Regions from separate parts of the Homo sapiens genome. Here region 2 is linked to region 1. The links are chromatin loops, found by intact Hi-C in ENCODE. Cell type or tissue: PC-9. All regions are shown on one strand. Each heading gives the region's core, and the rest is flanking DNA. Links, peaks and the distances in the headings are about the cores only.

What was found. A loop is a pair of places that touch in the nucleus more often than their neighbours do. Peaks named below come from ENCODE experiments on the same cell type or tissue, not always from the same donor. Only the 100,000 strongest peaks of a DNase experiment are listed, where the experiment ranks them.
Region 2: it touches region 1 in a loop (4-fold over the local background); 6 of 110 quality-filtered maps call a loop at or near these places.

The regions. Positions count from the first base shown.
Region 1 is chr2:181,806,908-181,815,497 of GRCh38, forward strand. No RefSeq gene overlaps it. Among named protein-coding and RNA genes, the nearest start is that of ITPRID2, 81 kb to the right of the region's middle. RefSeq lists an enhancer at 3,955-4,249. In PC-9, for the core only: no CTCF peak of the experiment used is centred there; DNase peaks (open chromatin) are centred at 4,064, 5,414 and 5,694; H3K4me3 peaks cover 509 bases; H3K27ac peaks cover 3,268 bases.
Region 2 is chr2:181,747,890-181,756,479 of GRCh38, forward strand. No RefSeq gene overlaps it. Among named protein-coding and RNA genes, the nearest start is that of NEUROD1, 72 kb to the left of the region's middle. In PC-9, for the core only: no CTCF peak of the experiment used is centred there; a DNase peak (open chromatin) is centred at 4,542.

The DNA of each region.
Region 1 (8,590 bases), core at 145-8,144:
AAGAACATGGCTGGAGCTAAAGGCCATTATCCTTAGGAAACTAACACAGGAACAGAAAACCAAATACTACCTCTTCTCACTTTTAAGTGGGAGCTAAGTGATGAGTACACATGGACACAGAGAGAGGAACAATACACACTGGGTCTTCCTGGAGGGTGGAAGGTGAGAGGAGGGAGAGGATTAAGAAAAATAATTAATGGGTACTAGGCTTAATATGTGGGTGACAAAATAATCTGTACGACAAACCTCCATGATGTGGGTTTACCTATATAACAAGTCTTCACATGTACTCCTGAACTTAAGAGTTAAAAAAAAAGATTAACCTTTACTGCATGCTGCCTCTGCACCAGACACTGAGTTAACCATTGCACGTGTATTATTTTAGTTAGCCCTCAAAACAGCTTGAAGAGGTTGGTTTGAGAGATTGGGTGTCTGACAGGTCACACAGTTTTGTATGCATGATCCATCAAACTTACCTTTATCCCATTCTTTAGAATGGGATGGAAACCTACGACTGTCTATTACAGAGTGAAGCTCTTAATTGTGCTACATATTGGCTACCTTTCTTTCCCTGTCCCATTTAGTTTGTGATGGGAATAGAACAGGAGCATAGGAAGAAAATGAATAGTTACAAATCAACTCAGTAGAGAGTAATTAGAATGTGTGTACTGTCTACTTATTGACTGTAAATTGTGATTTGCTAGCGTCCTGGGTTGTGAATGCTTGCTAGCAGGGTTCATCAGTACATAATTACCTAACATTGCTAAATGTGGCCAGGAGAGTCTGTCCTTTGATGAACCCAAGTGTGAGAGAGAGATCTTAGGTTTCTGGATTAAGATTCTTCCTGAGATTTGTAACCTCAAACATTTGGCCAGCTTCCTTACCGTGCATCCCCAGTCTGAACCCCAAAGGATTCTTAGGCAGAATGGACTAGTTCATTAAGCATCTTTCCACTGGCTGTGGGTTTGAGTGCCTATGCTCTGTCCTAAAGCATCCACAACTGATTTCTACTCTTGAAGTCTGGGGGTTAGACATGAGCTGGTCCCGAACTCAGGTAGTGAACTCTGTCTGGCTTGAATCTTCCTATAGGAAGATTATAGGAACCAGTCTAGGAACTGAGTGCTGTACAATGCAGAATTGATTGGCTACTATGTCACAACTAAAAAATGATATCTGGATGCCCTGAGATTATTTGGACCTGTGTTTTCCTTCAAAGAAAAGTAATTTTTATTTGCTTTTTAGAAATCCACTTTTGTTAAATAATAACAAGATATTTTTTAAAAATACAGACTATATAAAAAGAAAACTATAAACCATAGTTCCATTGCCCAAAGATCAACACTAACAGGTCTATTAACATCCAGTCTTTTTTCTAGTTTTATTAAAGAGAAGTGTGTGTATGCATGTGTTTACATTAAAAATTATTTGCACCTTATTAATTGGTCCTTAGTAATATTTGTTGAGTAAATGAAAAATTAACATTAGATTCTGACATTTTTTTCAGAGGAATTTTTAAATACACAATTACAGTGTTGTCCCCATAATGAGATACACATTTCATAATAAAATTATTTACTTTGAATCCAAATGCTATCGTGAGAGTAATTTGGCACCAACAATATCACATTATTAAAAGAATATTAATGTGGTCAGTTTAGTCAGGTGTGGTTTGTTTTTTAGGACTTCTCTGATGTGATGAATATATTACGTGTTGATGGTAATAATGATTGCTAACATATACTGAGTGCTTAGAATACATTAGCAATTAGGAAAATTTCTCATTGCTCTCCATTTATTAACTAATTTAATATTCAAAACAGCCATAAGATTACCTGCAGGTTACACAGGAAGAAACTAAACTAGTTTTCTCCAGGTCACACAGTTAATGAGTAGCGGAACAGGGATATGAACCCAGGCAGTCTGGGTCCAAAGCCTTTGAGTATAGCTACCATACTATAACAGGACACTCTTCCAGGCATATTATACCATGATTTCCCTTTCTGGAATTTTTATGTTAGTTAATCATTAGTCAATTTGAGTATATTTTCACTAGGTATTACATTTAATATACTTTTGAGAGCAAGTAACAGAAAATATTACTCAAACTGGCTTAAACCAGTGGTTCTCAAACTTTAGTCTGCATCAGAATCCCCTGAAGGGCATCTTAAAGCATGGATTGCTGAGCTAGCTCCACCCTGAGTTTCTGATTCTACATTTCTGGGATAGGGCTTTAGATTTTGTATTTGAACAGATTCCCAGGTGAGGCTGATGCTTCTGGTCTAGGACTATGCTTGGAGAAAACTCACTGACCTTAGTCAAGATTTATGCCTTAGGCTGGCTTAATACAATTCTATGGCTCTATTCCTCTGCATCCCTCTTAGCTATTATCTCCTCTGTGTATCTTCCTAATCTTCAAACCATAGCAAGATGACTGCAGCCGTTTTAAGCCTTGAATCTATGCACAAAAGTATCCAACAAAGGAGAACCCAGTTATTTCAGCAATTTTTGTAAGAACAAGGAAATTCCTTTATCAACGACTTTGAAAAATTTCTTTGGGTCTTGACCTACATTAGATCACCTCTCTGTTGAATAAATTCTAATGGACAGGAGAGCTCTGCTTGCTGATTGGCTTAGGCTTAGGTGGAAAAAGAGAACTTTTCTATTTAGTCTTCCTTTCTACTGTTTAGGTTCAAAGCACGTTTTTTAAAAAAGCATTTCCTTTTTCAGGCAAAATCTTCAGAATCTATCTCTGAAAAACTGTAGACTACAAAATGTTACCTTCCCAAGTCAACTTTAAAGCTAATACTTTAAGTTTACATATTAATAGCAATATAACAATATTTACAGTGATAGAACAAATGCATGTATTTAAACAGTGCCTTTACACATACTACTGAACAAGATTTTTCTCCTAAATACCTATCTATATCCAAAGTCTCACTGTAGTTATGAAGAGGTCATTGATTTATATACAGTGCCTGCAAAATGCTACAAGCCGCACTTCACTGCATTGTCCAATTTTATCTGCTTGCCAATCTTAATAATTAGGCCATATTATTATCTATGTTTTGCAGATAAGGGCTATAAAGCATCTATACTATAATAGTACACATCTAATTTAACTTAAATGAATATAACAATTTATTTTTCTTGAAACTGTATAATGTCTACCATGGTAGAATATATAATTGTTTCAGAAATCATCCCTATGAGGTACATATAAAAAATAACCAATCTTGGGCTGGGCACGGTGGCTCATGCCTATAATCCCAGCACTTTGGGAGGCTGAGGCGGGTGGATCACGAGGTCAGGAGATTGAGACCATCCTGGCTAACACGGTGAAACCCCGTCTCTACTAAAAATACAAAAAAATTAGCCCGGTTTGGTGGTGGGTGCCTGTAGTCCCAGCTACTCAGAAGGCTGAGGCAGGAGAATGGCGTGAACCCAGGAGACAGAGGTTGCAGTGAGCTGAGATCGTGCCACTGCACTCTAGCCTGGGCGACAAAGCGAGACTCCATCTCAAAAAATAAAATAAAAATAACTAATCTTAAGGGAGTTATGCTGATGTATGTTGTTTTCATATCTAGTTTAATTAAATTTAAATGTCTATACTTAAGTATTTATTATGTATATTATGTATTATGTATGAAACACACATAATATATATTTATTTTACATATACATACAAAATGTGTGTGTGTGTTTAGAGAGAGTGAGAAAAAAATCTCTTATTATAATGCCTGGCTCATTGAAAGTACCCTATGATAATGTCATATTTTTATTTAATTCAATGTAACAGCTATTTATTGGGGAACTATTAGCTATGAAGTATTGTGCAAGGAAATGAGTAGCTATTAATATATACTGACATTAAACACCGTATATTAAACACCAGGCCCTTTAACATAGGCTCTTCTTAATATACTCATTACAGAGGTAATTTCTCAAGCAAATTAGTCGTGTAACTTGTCTCTTGATAACAGCACGGGGAGTTAAGACTGCCAAAATCAACAGCGTATTTCAAAGGCTTCCAGGTTCTCTGTAACAAAGGCTGAGTAAGCCATGACTCATAATCGGGAAACTTCTATTTGAGGGCCTGATTATCTTTCTTCATATCTGGGGTGTGGGAAAGACTGGTAGCAGTGGGCAGCAGGCTAGGGAGGAGTTCCGTTCTGTTTCCAGGGCCACAAAGGGAGTGAGAAGCACATAGTGAAAGTTCTCCAGAGTAGCTTTTTCTCTTTCAAGGGAGCCCTAGAGACACACAGAGTGATCTGAAACATATTCGGGACAATTGAGTTGTTAGAATTCATGATTTACTGCATTATCTGGTTAAGTCCATCATGTACCATCACCCAGGAGTCAACTAGCCTCTGACTTGCACCAAGCCACTCTGGGTTGCTTGCTGCTTCTGTCTGTGTGTTTTATTTATTTATGTGGGCAGGAGGAGGGGGGAGTAGGGTTGGAGGAGGGAGGAGAAGGGTTAGGGGAGGTATGTTTTTAAGGCCCCATTTTGAACCTGCACATAATATAATTGAAAGAGAACAGTTTTCCAGTTGCGCAGAAACGCATCTAAATTTTGGCTATCATGTACCATTGTGTGGCCTTGGGTAATGCCTTAACATTTCTGAATCACAGTTTCCTGTTGTTTAAGACAGTGACATTATCTGCATAGTGGATTTGTTGTAAAAAATTAATTAGAGTGCAAGTGAAAAAGAGCCATCGCAATGCCTGGCATATAGTAAGCTCTCAAAATGAGGAATAAAAAAAGAAACCTAGTGAGTTGGTGTTATGCTAAATAACCATTATATTTAAAATGACTAAGTAATTTATATCCCAAAGATGTTTTTGAGAATAAAAGGATCACTATTAATAATTAGGTCAGGGCTGAGTGCAGTGGCTCATGCCTGTAATCCCAGCACTTTGGAAGGCCGAGGTAGACAGATCGCTTGAGCTCAGGAGTTCGAGACTAGCCTGGGGAATACAGCAAAACCTCATCTCTACAAAAAATGTGATGGCGCACCCCTGTAGTCCCAGCTACTTGGGGCGCTGAGGTGGGAGAATTCACTGGAGCCAGAGAGGCAGAGGTTACAGTGAGCCGAGATCAAAACACTTCACCACAGCCTGGATGAGACAGCGATATCCTGTCTCAAAAAAATAAAAATAAAAATAAAAATTAGCTCAGAACAACAGACCAAACAAGCACTGTCCTGAGCAAATCTGAAGGCATACTCCTTCTAATTATAATCATGCTGCTCTATTGATGGGGCTAAAGGTAGGAGTCAGAAGTCCTTATTTCTTGAGATCATAAATTTGTAATCACATAACTTTTCTCTAGGTTTCTCTCAGATACTTAATGGTTGTCATTAGATCATGCATACAATATAGTCCGTGATAAGTGATAGGGTAGAGAAAGGAATGTGGATGGCCCAGTTTTCTTCTTCCCCTAAACTGAAAAAAACCTAAATCTCACTTTTTCCCCTAAACTGAAAAAAAAAAAAAAAGAGAGAGAGAAATCTCCCTCTTGCCTGAACAGCAACTGCAAGGCTTAGAACCCACAAAAATACCACTTAGCTCAGACATCAGAGAAATGTCTGTGCAGTTGGTGGGCTGAAGGTAGGGAGGAGAGTTTTCATAAAAGTTTGCTTTGTAATTCCATAATTTAAGCTCATGATCTGGAAAGTATTTCCTCCTTCCTGTTGTTGTGTAATCCAGGATATACTTTTATGATATACTCGATGGCATTCAAGACAATGACTAAATTCAGAGGCAGTGGAATATTGTTATACCTCCTAATTTAAATTCCTATTTTATATGGCACAAAGAGTCCTGCCATTCTCCTAAAGAAACTTTTAAAAAATGGAGGCTAAAAAGAAGAAATGTGATCATTTTAAACACTTTATATTTTGTAAAATTCCAATTTTAAAACGTGGGAAAAGAAATACAATGTATAAAACAGATACATTAAAAATCTGGCATTATCTCTTTATTTTGAATATTGATCCTGAACTGTCTTAACTTTTGCTGTTAAATTCTGACTTTTCTAAGAAATCAAAAGGAGGCACTTTGATCCTTGATCCAAGAAATTGTCTGGGCCTTACCATTTACATTTTAGGAAAGAAGTCTAGAAAAAGTCAAGCTAAAAGGCTGTATGCTACTTCACCTGGCCACTCTCCTACTCACAAAAGTGAACCTGGGCAGATCCTTTATTGGTTCATTCATTCATTCATTTAACAGGAATTTATTATGCTCCTACTAAGTGCCATATTCCAGGCCAAATGCTGGAGATTCAAGCATGGTCATGCCATTTCCAGGCTTAATGTCCAATGAAGCAGATGGCATTGCTGTGAAGAATTATTACTAGAAAACAAGATCAAGATTAATGACAGAGGAAGCTCAAGACACTTTGAGAGCCCACAGTAGTCTATGGGTCAGGGAAGGCTCTCTGAATATGGATCTTTCTCCAGCCGAGTAAGGTGAGCAGGAATTGGTCATTTTATAATAGAAATGGTGTCCAAGGCAGAAGGACAATCTGTGAGGGAGGGGAAAAAAGAGAGAAGTTGGTGTGAGGATCTGAAAATATACAAGTATGGCTAGAATGAGGGCACTCAGTCACCATGAGGCTAAAGAGACAAGCAAGGGCCCAATTATAGAGGCTTTGAAGTCATATTAGGAGTTCAGGGTTTACCCTGTTGATAGCTGGGGTGTCTCTAAACATTGAGCGATTTTATGAAAAAGGTTGACATGATCAAGTGTGCATTTTATAGAGAGAATTCTAGCTTCAGAAGATCAATTAGAGAATGACATAATGGTCAAGATCAAAATTAATAGCAATTTCTACAAAGATGTTGTCATTGGAAATGGAGAAATTTAGGAAGGAATATTAACAGGACATGGTGATTCCTGAGTAGATGGTGATGCCCCTAAATGACATGGAGAATATAAGGAGAAGAAGTGGGTTTAGAAGGTGGTGATAACCGTCAAACAGTTGAATGTGAAATGTCCTTAACATATTCAAGTGAAGATTTCCAACAGAAAGTTGATTTTATGGTCCAAGGGCTCAGGAGGGCATGGTGAACCATATTTAGAGACTGGGGAGTCCTTAGGGTATAAGTGGCCTTTGAAGCCTAGGGAGTAAATGAGACACCCTGAAGTCAGTAGGCAGAATGAGAGAAGAAGCGGGTCAAGGACAGTCTCCCAAGGAACATCAACATATAAAGGAGCAGGAGGGCCACTCTTGTGTTTATCTGGCCCTGAGGTTTCAAAAGGTCTTCATAACAACAGGAAGCATGTGACCGAGATCTAACTGGTGATAAGATGAACTGTCTGATATTATGCATGGGGTTAGAGTGTCAGTCAATATCTACTGGTAGTTCTAAAACTAGATTCCAACTTGAGAAAAACATTTCTTGATGTCCCGTGGAAATGAAGAGGAGTCATAGTCTGACTATGTCACCAATGTTTCTGCAGTTTCTTTGCTTTTCTTTCCCTTCTTTGGTAATGCTCCATCCAGCACATGCTGGCCTGGCAACATTCCAGGTATAAACAGCTTAAAGACTGCTCTCAGTTTATTCTTACATAATATTCTCACTTGTATTATAGAAAAAGGAAGTTTTATGATAGAGTTAGTTGGAAAATAAACCATATGCTTAACCTAGCCATAAACTATACTTAGAAAGACCAAAAATACCTGAAGTGGTAATTCAAGACTCACTTTTCTCAATAATCTCATAAAAAATAAGGAATGCAAAGGTCCTGATAAAAGTTTTTAAATATACACTGACAATGAAATAGATGCTCTTATATTTCTGTTTCCAGTCTGCGTCACATCCACTTACACACACTGTCTCTTCATTCTAATAGACAAATCTTAGAATGAAGGCATGCTAAATCTGAAAAGATCTCAAAGAGAGCTTCTAACTCAAGCCCCCTTCCCACTGGCCCCTTGCCTACTTTCTAGATGAGAAACATAAGATGCTGGAATGATAACACTAAGAACTTTTACATGTCGCTGTATATGTAAATAATAATGTTTACCTTCAAGAGAAAATAAGTTAATCACATTGGCTAATATCCTCAGCTCTCAGAATTGACTATCTGGGTTTGACCTTGGGCAAATTACTTAACCTCTCATTTCCTTAGCTTTTGCACCTATAAAATTAGTTAATGATAGTATCTATTCACAGATGGGAGATAATTCTCCACAGGTTTCTCACATTTTTGCCTGTCTTGAGTGCAGAAACACTGATAATTCTTGTTTCAGACTATATTTTTAAAGATGTTAGTATAGCAAACTGCCTTGAAAGATACATACAGTGTTTTCCTCCAGAGCAAAGGGCTGGTGTGCTGACTGTCTAGCATAATAGAGATAGTATCTCCCTCTGGAGCAAAGGTGAGCATACTTCCTGCCTTTTTGAAATATTTGGGTTCCCTAATCTCAGGGTTTCTGTCCTGTAAGAGTACCATCTCCAAAAGTAGGTGTCATCTGGCCCTCAGAGAATTGGTACAAATGGTGGTACTCTATTATTCTTGATGTGAATACAAGTTGAGCAACCCTAATCCCAAAATTCAAAATCCAAAATGCTCCAAAATC
Region 2 (8,590 bases), core at 102-8,101, 59 kb before region 1:
GAACTCACCACCAAGGAGATAGTGCTAAACTATTCATGAGGGATGATCTGCCCCCATGATCCTGTTACCTCCCAACAGGCCACACCTCCAACACTAAGAATCATATTTTAGAATAAATATGATGTGATGCTGAGAAGAATTTATATTCTGTTGATTTTGGGTGGAGTGTTCTGTAGATGTCTATTAGGTCCTCTTGGTCCAGAGTTGAGTTCAAGTCCTGAATATCCTTGTTAATTTTCTGTCTCGTTGATCTAATATTGACAGTTGGGTATTAAAGTCTCCCACTATTACTGTGTGGGAGTCTAAATTTCTTTGTAAGTCTCTAGGAATTTGCTTCATGGACCTGGGTGCTCCTGTATTGGGTGCATATATATTTAGGATAGTTAGTTCTTCTTGTTGCATTGATCTATTTACCATTATGTAATGCCCTTCTTTGTCTCTTTTGATCATCTGTTTTATCAGAGACTAGGATTGCAAACCCTGCTTTTTTTGCTTTCCATTTGCTTGGTAGATCTTCCTCCATCCCTTTATTTTGAGCCTATATGTGTCTTTGCACGTGAAATGGGTCTCCTGAATATAGCACACCAATCGGTATTGACTCTTTATCCAATTTGCCAGTCTGTGTCTTTTAATTGGGGCATTTAGCCCATTTACATTTAAGGTTAATATTGTTATGTGTGAATTTGATCCTGTCATTATGATGCTAGCTGGTTATTTTGCCCGTTAGTTGTTGCAGTTTCTTCATAGCATCTATGGTCTTTACAATTTGGTATGTTTTTGCAGTGGCTGGTACTATTTTTTCCTTTCCATATTTAGTGCTTCCTTCAGGAGCTCTTGTAAGGCAGTCCTGGTGGTGACAAAAATCTCTCAGCATGTGCTTGTCTGTAAAGGATTTTATTTCTACTTCACTTATGAAGCTTAGTTTGGCTGGATATGAAATTCTGGGTTGAAAATTCTTTTCTTTAATAATGTTGAATATTGGCCCCCTGTCTCTTCTGGCTTGTAGGGTTTCTGCAGAGAGATCCACTGTTAGTCTGATGGGCTTCTCTTTGTGGGTAACCCGACCTTTCTTTCAGATTGCCCTTAACATTTTTTCCTTCATTTAAATCTTGGTGAATCTGTCAATTATGTGCCTTGGGGTTGCTCTTCTCGAGGAGTATCTTTGTGGTGTTCTCTGTATTTCCTGAATTTGAATGTTGTCCTGTCTTGCTAGTTGGGGAAGTTCTCCTGGATAATATCCTGAAGAATGTTTTCCAACTTGGTTCCATTCTCCCCGTCACTTTCAGGTACACCAATCAAATGTAGGTTTGGTATTTTCACATAGTTGCATATTTCTTGGAGGATTTGTTCATTCTTTTTTCTCTAATCTTGTCTGCAGGCTTTATTTCATTATGCTGATTTTCAATCTCTGATATCCTTTCTTCCGCTTGATTGATTCGACTATTGATACTTGTGTGTGCTTCACAAAGTTCTCATGCTGTGTTTTTCAGCTCCATTGGGTCATTTGTGTTCTTCTTTAAACTGGTTATTTTAGTTAGAAATTCCTCTAACCTTTTATCAAGGTTCTTAGCTTCCTTGCATTGGGTTAGAACATGCTCCTTTAGCTCGGAGGGGTTTTTATTATTCACCTTCTGAAGCCTACTTCTGTCAACTCGTCAAACTCATTCTACTTCCAGTTTTGTTCCCATGCTGGCAAGGAGTTGTGATCCTTTGGAGGAGAAGAGGCATTCTGTTTTTCGGAATTTTCAGCCTTTTTGCACTGGTTTTTCTTCATCTTCCTGGATTTATCTACCATTGGTCTTTGATGTTGGTGACCTTCAGATGGGGTTTTTGTGTGGATGTCCTTTTGGTTGATGTTGATGATATTCCCTTCTGTTTGTTAGTTTTCCTTCTAACAGTCAGGCCCCTTTGCTGCAGGTCGCTGGAGTTTGCTGGAGGTCCACTCCTGACCCTGTTTGCCTGGGTACAACCAGCAAAGGCTACAGAACAGCAAAGATTGCTGCCTGTTCCTTCCTCTGGAAGCTTCGTCCCAGAGGCGCACCTGCCAGATGCCAGCTGGAGCTCTCCTGTATGAGGTGTCTGTCAATCCCTGCTGGGAAGTGTCTCCCAGTCGGGAGGCACAGGGGTTATGGACCCACTTGAGCAGGCAGTTTGTCCCTTAGCAGAGCTCGAGCTCTGTGCTGGGAGATCCAATGGTCTCTTCAGAGCCAGCAGGCAGGAAGTTTAAGTCTGTTGAAGCTGTGCTCACAGCCACCCCTTCCCCCAGGTGCTCTGTCCCAGAGAGATGGGAGTTTTATCTATAAGCCCCTGACTGGGACTGCTGCCTTTCTTTCAGAGATGCCCTGCGCAGAGAGGAGGAATCTAGAGAGGTAGTCTGGCTACAGCAGCTTTTTGGCACTGTGGTAGGCTCCTCCCAGTTTGAACTTCCCAGTGGCTTTGTTTACACTGTGAGGGGAAATCTGCCTACTCCAGCCTCAGTGATGCCAGATGCCCCTCCCCCCACCAAGCTCCAGGGTCCCAGGTCAACTTCAGACGGCCTTGCTGGCAGCGAGAATTTCAAACCAGTGGATCTTAGCTTGCTGGGCTTTGTGGGGGTGGGATCCGCTGAGCTGGACTACTTGGCTCCCTGGTGTCAGCCCCCTTTCCGGGGAAGTGAATGGTTCTGTCTCACTGGCATTCCAGGCGCCACTGGGGTGTGAAAAATACTCCTGCAGCTAGCTTGGTGTCCGCCCAAACAGCCGCCCAGTTTTGTGCTTGAAACCCAGGTCCCTGGTGGTGTAGACATCCGAGGGGATCACCTGGTCTGTGGGTTGTGGAGATGGTGGGAAAAGCATAGTATCTGTGCTGGAATGCACCATTCCTCATGGCACAGTCCCTCAGGGCTTCCCTTGGCTAGGGGAGGGAGTTCCCTGGCCCCTTGCGCTTCCCTAAAGGAAGTAAACCATGCAAACCAAAAGAAAGCCTGATTTTTGAGACATTCAGTTCTTTCAAGGTCTATATAGGAACAAAAGAAAGTGGGAAAAGAAGCCTTTGAAGATTGACTCCTGCCTACATTTCCAGCCTGTTTCTCTTGCTACTCCACTGGAGCTTCCCACATGCCTACTAGTCTGAATTGCTTTCATTTCTCCCAACTGCCATGTTTCATTGCTTCCGCACCTTTGTACAGACTGTTTCTCCTCTGCCTGGAATGCCTTTCTGTCCTCTTCATCCTTCCCATGGCTAACTTGAACTCATTGTTCAGCACTGGGTTAAGCCTGGTCTCCTTCAGGAAGCCATTACTAAAGGAGGTGCCTATTCTCCATGGCTCTGTGACCCCTTTATTAGTCCTTGCTTTACCTATGCTGCAACTGCCTGTGTACTTGTATGTCTCCCCAGCTGTAAATTAGCACCTTCAGGGCAAAGACTGTATCCTTTATCATGGTACTATGCACATCTAATATTTGTTAGATCAATGGTAAAATTTGTGGATTTGTTATACACCTTGGGTATCATTGTAATGATTGCCATCAGTAGAGTTAAGATGAAATATCCTAGAGCTGGGCCGGGTGCGGCTCAGGCCTGTGATCCCAGCACTTTAGCAGGCTGAGGTGGCTGGATCACCTAAGGTCAGGAACTGGAAACCAGCCTGGCCAGCATGGTGAAATTCCATCTCCACTAAAAATACAAAATTAGCTGGGCATGGTGGTGGGTGCCTGTAATCCCAGCTATTCGGGAGGCTGAGGCAGAAGAATCACTTGAACCCTGGAGGCAGAGGTTGCAGTGAGCTATCATGCCACTGTACTCCAGCCTGGGCAACAGAGCAAGACTCTGTCAAAAAAAAAAAAAAAAGAGAAAGAAAGGAAGGAAGGGAAGGGAAGGAGAAGGGAATGGGAAGAGAAGGGGAAGGGAATGGGAAGGAAAAGGGAAGGGGAAGTGAAGGGGAAAGGAAAGGGAAAGGAAGGGGAAGCGAAGGGAAAAGATCCTAGAACCTGGGGCCCTGAGTTCTTGGTGTTCTTGGGAGTTGTCCCTTTGCGGTGCTGGTCTCACTGGAACATCTGAAAATTGTCACTCCGTATAACTTTTGGTGTTTTCTTTCAACTTCTGGTCAAATGATCATAGACTGCCCTACACTGTGCTCAGGAATTTAAGGGTTAAAATAGGAAGAAATTCTTGTATTCAGAGATGACTGTGCTTCTGGAAATCTACCTACCCGTCTGCTACTGACACCTATTTTAGGCATGGTATGTACAATGGAAGGCCCATTCTTTTATTAGGGAAACTTTCATGGGCTATGTACACATATATATTATTGATGATGAACATGAGAATGTCCCTAGTTCAAGTCGTGGGCATTGTAGAATGAACATAATAGCTTTTTTTCTTCTGCTAAATCACATGGTAGAACTTAAAGCTTCATTCCACAGCATTTTTGCCTTATATAAGAGCAACCCTCTCTTCCCCAAAAGATTCAGCCATAATATTCTTTATCTTTGAAGGCTGCTTGTGTAGTTTGCATAGTTTTCTCTGTCTCTTCCTGATTAGAGGTTGGCATCTAAATACTTTCTCTGATCTTATCACTGCTGCAATGTATTCCTCGAACAGAGTGTTGCAATTTAGATTTCTTTTGTCTCATTAACCAAGTGATTTGCTGGAATACTATCAGCAGTGACATCATCACATTTGCTTTGGTAGTTGACATCTTAGGTTATCAATGGAAGCATTGTAAGAAACTGTACAGGGTCAAGATCCATTTTGTTTAGAGAATTTGTACAGTATGTGGGCTGAGAATTCTCAAAGCCCATGCTTCATAGGATGTGAAGGGAATCTCAAATATTATGTTCTTAAGTTCAGCATGGCTATTATACACTGCACTTTATTTCTCCCTGAGGATAGGGGTTGAGAACGAGTTGATACAAAAACAAAGATAAATTACTGATACTTTCTATTTAATGATGTGTTGTAACAGATAAAATTATCTGAGAACTAATTGTTCTCAATCTTGGCAGGCACTAAGTTTCAAATGTACCTATTGATATTACAGGAGTGAAGCAGTCCTGAAAGTGTTGGTAGCTGCTTTTGATGCAGTGGAATGAATTTGTTTCCTGTGCAACTCTGCAAGGGTAAGATGGATATAAAACTTGCAGACAAGACTACCTTCAGAAACTGAATAGGGAATGAAAAATCTATGAAACATCAGAGGTACCTTTTAGTCTCAACCTTTTTGAAAAATCGGTCACAGTGTGCCTTTATCAATTCTTTGTTCAGAAATTTTTCCTGTGGTTCATATTGCTTTTGTAAAATATCAGACACTGGCTCTAATTGTGGGTGGATACAGAGCTATCTAAATGTTTATATATGGAGACCCATACAAGATCCACCTGTTCCAAAATGCCTCCTTCAAGGACCTAAAATTCCCATCCTTTGAGACATTTCTATGGATTAAGACATAGTGTCCAAATGTTCCCACAACAGGTTCTCATGTCAGTAGAAAAGAGAAGCCATCAGGACTAGCCCTGTTCCACTAAACCTATTAATAATCAATACATATCAATATATTGGTTTTGTTGTTATTTTTGTTTGGTTTGGCTTGGTTTTAGTTTTGTGTGTAATTTATTGGAACCACTAGTTGTCATCTTGGAAATCAGGAGAGAGTACATGCAATAAATAAGGTAAGATTTGTTTTTTCCAGTGCTAAGAAACTTGTTCCACTTATTTTTAGGGTAGCACTAACACTAAAAATGCAATTTTGAAGTAGAAAGAAAAGTGTCACCCACAAATAGAATCCCAGATGTGCCCAGGTCCGGAAGCAGGTAAAAACACAGCTTCTGGGAAAGAAACCTAGAAAGTGACTGAAGGCGATTGAAATCGACCCAATAATAGTTTAGGGAAAAGAATCAGAAGAGAGACAGCACAATCTCTACACCGGGTTGTGGGGCTCAGACAAGTTGCTAACATTGGCTTCTTTGTGTTGCTGCTGAAATGGCATCCATGTCCCACAAGTTTTAAGGGGAAGCCATATGAGCTCCTTGGAATGCTGGGTGTTGAGTAACTGTAGGAAGATTAGCCTCATTATGTTTTCTGAGAATGCCTTTTGTTGATTCCACTGCCCCAAGCATTTGGAAGATAAATGTTTAAATTCAGAATTTAGGCTCTCATCAAGCTCTTGGAACATCCACGAAAATTACAACTATCATTACTATACTATACTATTTTCTCCTATCTCTCTTTACTTTTACTCAAAAACATCGATCAAATTTTCAAGTCATAGACAGAACTGGGCTGTACACAGTGACTCTGAATTCAAATGCTGAGTTCCTTTTATAAACCTGTTACCTTGGTTGCTGGCTAGAATTCTTTGAAGCATTAACGTGGATTTACACTGTCGCATAGGCTTCCAAGGAAGGAACTGTGTGAAAGCAGAAATGGGGTGTTTCCATAGAGAGCCCATTATCTTGCTAGATATAGCCCTAATCTGTTGACCATGGCATAGCTCATGTTTCATTTGAAAGGATTGCTTTTTCCTGAGAAGGGAGGGACAGTCCTTTTTCCTGGGCACAAGTCATAAATCTTGTTTTTTTCCTGTTCCACTTTGCAATTTTCTTGGAAAATTGGTATTTTATAGTAATCTCAGTTAAATACACATAAGGAGAAAGACAGCACATCTAACTCTATGATTCTGAAAAGATAAGATGATCTATTTAACTCATTATTTTGTTTCTTTCAAATAAACGTAGTCACAACTTTGTCTTAGCTCTTTGGGGGAAAACCACTAAATAAATCCAATAAAGTTTGAATTTGCTTATCATGTCCATTTTATCCTTTATAAAAGAGCTTTCAGTGTTTCTGACTTCCTGTCTGTTCTGCACTTACAAATCAACTCCCTTATACCCGACCCTGCAAGTCCCCAAAACTATAGTAAATTTATTCTAGGAGGAAAAGCCAGAAACTCAAATAAGATATTTGTAGCTGAAAACATACATGTCAAACTGAGTATCTCCAAAGGGGGAAATTACAACTCATATATGGAAATTTCTCAAGTCTCATAGACATATATGTAATTTAAAATAGCAACCAATTTCAGTAATCTGGTCCTAATTCTGCCTTTCTGTGTATCCATGAATATATTTGTCTGGTTTAACTGGGTATGGGGAAGAAAATAGGCGCAAAAGATCAGGACCTCACCTAACTTCCCAAATGCTAATCTACATGTTTTTCTTTAAGCTTATATTGTATAAAGTGCTGATTTTAAAAGTTATGATTGAAAATGCAAGGCACTGTGTGATCCTCCTCTGGCCTGGGGTGTTTGAATGTATGCATATATAAGAGAAAAAAATCATCACAGACCACATGTAAAGATATAGTTGCCTATGGGTATGTCAAGTATGAAAAACTGCTGTCATTTATAACCCCTGGCAGACCACAGGTTATGCCTTGGGTTTGTTACCTTGGTGTACACTGTCATTTTGTAGTCATCCATGTGTTATAGAATGAAGACTTTTCTTGACAAAATGTGGCCAAACAACATATCAGTCATGACTTCCAGAGGTAGAAAGTGAAGCATGCAGTATTCTGGCATGATGAGACAGGTTAAATAACTTCTGCAGAGTAATGATGGCAAAAACATAGATTACACACCACAGCATTTATTCTCTTTCTTTCTACTATTATATCTGAAGTAACATTTTCACTCTTTATAACTCTAAACTCACAATGTTTACATTTATAGAGAGATGCATGAAATGAAAAATTTAGAGCTTGCTGTATTAGTAGAATTGATAATATGGCTTTGAAGGAAAGATAATTTATAACTTGACCCTGAGAACAGCATGGAAATCAGTCAAAGCAAGTTAACTTAATATGATCCACAAGTCATGGCATATCCAATCCTTTCTTAAATGATTTTCATTCCCAGTTTATAAAACCCTGCGGCGGAACTTGTTGCATAAATTTACATTGTTATGCCTCTTTTAGTTTTATTGAGACTACCCTGCCCCCTCCCCCATTCAGGCACCAAGGAAAACTCATTGAATCTCAAATCCCAGGGTAGAATGAATAGTCTGTTTTCAATCTGTTTTTATTCTTTATTATTTCAGATACTTCAATAATCTCACCTTGAGGTTCATATTTTTGTTCTGCACAGTACTCCTGAAGACGCTCTACTCTTTCAGCTCCTCTCTTGCTCTGCATCAGCTCAGAGCACTGCACCAATGACAGTTTCATTGGCCAAATCAGCTCAATGGTTGCAACACACGAAATATGTATAACTTAGATTTCTTCAAAGATTTTATAGAAGAGGCTGCTGACAGTGGAATAAGGAAATGGAAGGTAAAACATGAGATGGAGAGAGGAAGGAGGGACTTGGAAATCTAGGTGGGAGAAGAGCAAGAACACAGATATGGAGAGAGTGTGGCTAGCAAGATGGGGTGTGCAGTAGAGAAGAAAGAGCCAGGAAGTCAAAAATAAGGAAAATGGGGAGATGCAGGACCGCGTGGTGTTCTTAAAGGTTGTGAATGATAGAAGAGAGAAAACACTGACATTTTTAGTCATTCTTCTCTTGAGGGCAGAACGTGCTTCAGAGTGTTAACTGCTGCTCCATCTTAGCTGAGTTCAG